Regions from separate parts of the Homo sapiens genome. Here region 1 is linked to region 2. Evidence: chromatin loops called from intact Hi-C (ENCODE). Cell type or tissue: heart left ventricle. All regions are shown on one strand. Links, peaks and the distances in the headings refer to the core of each region. The heading gives the core; the rest is flanking DNA. Region 1 has its middle 150 kb from the start of ZBTB20. Region 2 has its middle 98 kb from the start of ZBTB20.

What was found. Peaks named below come from ENCODE experiments on the same cell type or tissue, not always from the same donor. Only the 100,000 strongest peaks of a DNase experiment are listed, where the experiment ranks them.
Region 1: it touches region 2 in a loop (8-fold over the local background); 1 of 110 quality-filtered maps calls a loop at or near these places.

Annotation. Positions count from the first base shown.
Region 1 is chr3:115,299,521-115,302,444 of GRCh38, reverse strand. No RefSeq gene overlaps it. Among named protein-coding and RNA genes, the nearest start is that of ZBTB20, 150 kb to the right of the region's middle. In heart left ventricle, for the core only: no CTCF peak of the experiment used is centred there; no DNase peak of the experiment used is centred there.
Region 2 is chr3:115,243,565-115,246,488 of GRCh38, reverse strand. No RefSeq gene overlaps it. Among named protein-coding and RNA genes, the nearest start is that of ZBTB20, 98 kb to the right of the region's middle. In heart left ventricle, for the core only: no CTCF peak of the experiment used is centred there; no DNase peak of the experiment used is centred there; H3K27ac peaks cover 552 bases.

The DNA.
Region 1 (2,924 bases), core at 137-2,636, 56 kb before region 2:
CCCCCAGAAAGTCTGAAAATGGCATTAAAGAGCAGAGAAAGGAGATTAGCTTGGAGTTTTTGTGGTGGTTAGATGGTGGTGTTGGGGTAATGGTTCCTGCACAGTGGGCAGGGCTTGTGTGGTTTGAACTTCGCAAAGTGCCAAAGGAAGGAGCACCTAGAATTTCTTATTAGCTTGCCCAAAAGTGGGCAGAAGAGGAAGATAAGGGAATGAGGCTTAAAATCTGTCAACAAACATTTTTAAATGGAGTTAGATGCTTTATTTCAGCTTAACTTCTCTGTACTTTTTGTGGTTGCTCTAAGATTTACATAACACATCTTTCATTTATCATAATCTACTTTCAAATACTATGATAATATTTCATGTATAGAATAAGAAACTTAAAGCAATATACCTCCATTTCCTCTCTTCTAGTCTTTGTATTATTGCTGTCATTCAATTCATTTCTACATGATAGAAGCCTCAGAATACATTGTTACTATTTTTATTTAGACATTTATCTTTTAAAGTTCTTATAAACTAAGGAACATTTTCTTTTATTTATTATCAGTTTTACAATTTTCAGGGCTCTTCTATTTTTGTACAGATTCAGATTTCCATCTGGTATCATACTCTTTCTGTATAAAGAAATTTCTCTAATATTTCTTGGTGCACAGTTCTGCTGGCAATAAATTTTCACTTTTTTTTGTTTTTACTCTAAACATATTTTTATTTAACATCATTTTTTAAACATGTATTCTCTGGGGCCAGGCACAGTGACTCACGCCTGTAATCCCAACACTTTGAGAGGCCAAGGTAGGAGGAGCCTGGGCAACATGGCAAGACACTGCCTCTATGAAAAATTTGAAGATTAGCCAGGCACAGTGGCACACACCTGTAGTCCCAGCTACTGATGTGGTTGAGGTGGGAGGATCGCTGAAGCCCAGGCTGCAGTGAGCAGTGATCACGCCACTGCATTCAAGCTCGGGCAACAGAGTGAAACCTCAACTCAAAAAAAAAAATTTTTTTTTTCCTCTGGATATAGAATTCTATTGATCAGTTTTTCCTTTTGGTACTTCTATTATGCCTCTCCATTGTCTTTTGGCTTGCATATTTGTTAGGAGAAGTGTGTTGAAATTCTTATTTTTGTTCCTCTAAATGCACTGTTAGTGGCTTCTCTGCCTGTCTTTAAGATTTCTCTTTATGTTTCATTCTCATTATTTTTACTGTGATGAGTCTAGGTGTAGGGGTGTAGGTGTGTGTGTGTGTGTGTGTGTGTGGGGGAGAGAGAGCGAGAGATTTGTTGTTGTATTTATCCTCATTGGTATTCACTGAGCCCCTTCATCTGTAATATATTGCCTTTCATTATTTTGGGAAAACTCTCAGTCATTATTATTTCTCCTTCTTTACTCTTTCTCTCCTCTCTGTGGAAATCCAATCACATGAACATTACACCATTAGATATTATCCAATTCTTGGATAATCTATTCTTTCTTTTCACATTTTTTTCTGTTTATGCTTCACTTCAGATAATTTTAGTTGTCCTATTTTTAAGTTTACCAATTACCTTATCTTCTGTGTCAACTCTTTTGATAAGCTTCTGTAATAAAGAAGGTTGGGCCAGCAGCAGTGGCTCACACCTGTAATCCCAGCACTTTGGGAGGCTGAGGCAGGTGGATTGCTTGAGCTCACGAGCGCAAGACCAGCCTGGGCAAAAAATTTAATAATTAATCAGGCATAGTGGTATTTGCCTGTAGACCTAGATACTCAGGAGGCTGAGGTAGGAGGATTATCTGAGCCTGGGAGGTCGAGGCTGCAATGAGCCATGATCACATCACCGTACTCCAGCATGTTGACAGAGAGAGACCCCCATCTCAACAACAAAAACAAAACAACATACTCTATCTTTTTTGATGTTTGATTGTTGACAACTTTTGAGCTTCATACCTTCCTTTTCATTCTTCCCCACAGCTGTGCAGGCTGAGAGGAAAACACAAGTGCTCTTTCCTTTGGTGCTGATGGGAGGTTCATATACAACACACAAGCCACAGCCCAAGGGCAGAAACCATCACGTTGCTCCTGCCACTTATCCAACATAAAATAAACTTATTGTTACAAAGTAAAAACTACCATAAAATAAAATCCACCATGAAAACTTACCATAAATCTTTCTCATTATGTAAGTAATAAACATTTCATGCACCCTTTGTATGTGCATGGTATCACCAGTCAGGGCATCTGAACAAAATTTTGGATAAGGATCTATGGGCTTCTAATACTAATCCTTTTTATCTGATTTTTTTTATTTTGAGGATTTTATTTAACTCCTTTTTGTACTTTCTGTCTCTGCTGAAATTCCCCATCACGCGTGTTGCTTACCTTTTCTACTATATCTTTTAATATATTAGTTATAGTTATTTAAAAGTTGCTGTATACTAACTGCAACATCAGGGCCATCTCTGAGTCTGGTTCTGTTGATTGCTTTATGTACTGACAATTTTGTTTATTTCGTAATTTGAATGGCGTCCCTCACATGTAGAAGAAAAACAGGCTGCGCAAAGTAGTATTTAACCTGGAAATGGGCATGTCTTTTTTTTGTCAGGCATTTAGTCTGGGGTTAATCAGGCACTGGGCTGAATTTTCAATTCTTTGTCATTGTTGGAGACACCTTCAGTAAAACACAGACTTCAAATTCCTCCAACAGAGAGTGATGTTACTTAGTGCTTAATGTGGGATCTAAGGTGCTCAAGGGTTTTTCTCAGTGTTCCTGCTCCATATCAGCTTTTGGTAGTCCCAGTTCACCTGAACAACACAGGGGTCTCTTTCAAGGCCCTGGCTTCAACCCCAGAATTAGAAACCTATTGCTTATTACTCAGTATTGGACTTGTATTAAAGGCAGGATTTTTTTCTCCATTACCAGAGTCCAGACTATGTCTTGGGCAGGC
Region 2 (2,924 bases), core at 205-2,704:
CAAGCCCAGGTTTCAGCTGGAAGGTGAAAATGAAGTGAGTGAGCTTTTTAGCTTCTTTGGTTTTAGGCCATTCAGTATACTTTGTTGAAGTGAAGGACTTCTCTTAAATTTATAAGACAATGTATATCCAGCCAAATCTGTCTTTGGAGTTTGTGTTCAAAGCTCCAGCAATAACAATATGTTACTTATCCTTGATTTGTCTCCTCTGTGGAAAAGTTTTTGGAGACTTTCTAGATGAGAATGGCAAGTAAAGATCTGGATATAGAAAATCTTGGTCTCTTGTCCAAATACTATCATAATGCTGGTCTTAGTAGCATAAAGGCATAGCCACTTGCTTATCACTTTGGTCTGACTCCGCTGCCACAAAAAGTACAAACTACACTGTCAACAGTTGAGCAATATAAATCCTCTATGAGTTGTGGGTTGAGTCTACTATTGTCTTTGCAGTGAAACTAGTGGGCATGTATTAAATAGTTTCTACCTGGATGGAGAATCACTCTGTCTCTGCACCTTTTGCAGAGTGGGTAGACTTCCAGGGGTGATGTTTTTCGGCTAAGTCAACGAGACTTAAAACCATGAAACCTTAAAAAACCATGCCAGCATTCAGTTTAGAAAAGGGCCAGGCTCAAGAGGTCAACATTAGTGTCAATATCAGAATTCACTCCTCACAAGTTCTGGAGATCCAATGACCTCTACCAACCTAAGCTGATTCCAATATGACTTGTAAGATCTAGTTAGAACAAGGATTTTCAGATCCTTAAAGTAATGTGAACTCCTTAAGGCAACCTCCAACCTTTCTTTATCTTTTGAGGATGAGTGACTCATGTACAACTTGAGCCAGGAGAATCTGCTGGATTAGTTGTGGGTTCTATGTGCATTACTCATACCCGGCCCTGCCAACTACCACCACCAACTCTGTGGACCATGTCTTATGTCTGGAGCCATGAAACTTTATCTTCTGGGGGTTAGTGAAGCCTCTGTAATTTTTGCATCACAGTATATGTTTAACTAAAACCACGGTGGAAAATCCTGCACCTTTTTAAGTTGTACAGAATATATGATAGCCTTCTTTTTTATTTATTTATTATTATTATTGTTATTTATTTATTTATTTACTTACTTATTTTTGAGACAGAGTTCCGCTCTTGTTGCTCAGTCTGGAGTGCAGTGGCGTGATCTTGGCTCATTGCAACCTCCACTTCCCAGGTTCAAGCCATTCTCCTGCCTCAGCCTCCCAAGTAGCTGGGATTACAGGAGACTGCCACCACGCCTGGCTAATTTTTTATATTTTTAGTAGAGATGGGGTTTCATCAGTTAGCCAGGCTGGTCACAAACTCCTGACCTCAGGTGATCCAGCCACCTCGGCCTCCCAAAGTGCTGGGATTACAGGCGTGAGCCACCATGCCCTACCATATGATAGCCTCCTTGACAACAGTAGGACCTCCTAAGAAAATGGTCACATTAGCTAACAATGTCCCCACAATCAACTTAACCTTTTCCAGAAAATCATATAATTTTCTAACAAATAGAAAATTTCTCATACCACTTTCTGCACCTGTTAATTTTTTTTTTTTAATTTTAGATGCAGTGGATACATGTGCAGGCTTCTTATATGGGTATATTTTGTGATGCTGAAGTTTGGGCTTCTATTGATCCCATCAGCCAAATAATGAACATAGTGTCCAATAGGTGCTTTTTAAACCACTGCATCTCCCCCCTTTTGTAGTCCCCACTGTCTATGATTCCCATCTTTATGCCCATGTGTACCTACTATTTAGCTTCCACTTATACAATAGAGCATGCAGTATTTGGCTTTCTGTTTCTGCATTAATTCGCTTAGGATAACAACCTCCAGCTGCACCCATGTTGCTGCAAAGAACCCAATTTCATTATTTTTCATGGCTGCATAATATTCTTTGGTATACATGTACCATATTTTATTTTCCCAATCCACTTTTGATGGGCATCTAGGTTGTTTACGTTTGCTTTTTACAACAGCAATAGTCTTTGCTATTGTAAAACGTTTGCTTTTTACATTTGCTTTTTATAATAGCAAAGACTACTGCTATTGTAAAAAGTGATGCAATAAACATACAAGTGCAGATGTCTTTTTGGTAGAATGATTTCTTTTCCTTTGGGTATATACCCAGTAATGGGACAACTGGGTGGAATAGTAATCCTATTCTTAGTTCTTTGAGAAATCTCCAAACTGCTTTCCACAGTGGCTTAACTAATTCACCCTCTCACCAAGAGAGTATGAGTCCCATTTTCTCCATAACCTCACCAATGTTTGTTATTTTTAACTTCTTAATAACAGCCATTCTGACTCCACTAGTTTGTTGTTTTTTTTTTTTTTTTTTTTTTTTTTGAGATGGAGTCTGGCTTTGTCGCCCAGGTTGGAGTGCAGTGGCGTGATCTTGGCTCACTGCAAGCTCCGCCTCCCAGATTCACGCCATTCTCCTGCCTCAGCCTCCCGAGTAGCTGGGACTACAGGCGCCTGCCACCACGCCCAACTAATTTTTTGTATTTTTTTTTAGTAGAGACGGGGTTTCACCATGTTAGCCAGGATGGTCTCGATCTCCTGACCTCGTGATCCACCCTCCTCGGCCTCCCAGAGTGCTGGGATTACAGGCATGGGTCACCGCGCCCAGCCTCCCCTAGTTAGTCTTAAATGCAGATTATATCCCCAAATTTCCATCACTGAACGTCCAATGTTTTTACAACTCCAATCTAAAAGTTGCTGGAGGGAAGCCATCATCCCCTCCACCAAGTAGAATTTCTAGGAAAGTCAACTCCAACTTTCCCTCAAGTTAATAATTAGAGGACTAACATGCCCTTTCTCCCTTATGGCAATTTGCTATGGTCTCCAAGTACAAGTTTTCTTCAGCCCAGTCTGGTAGTTCTTCATCCTGCTCCCAAAAACT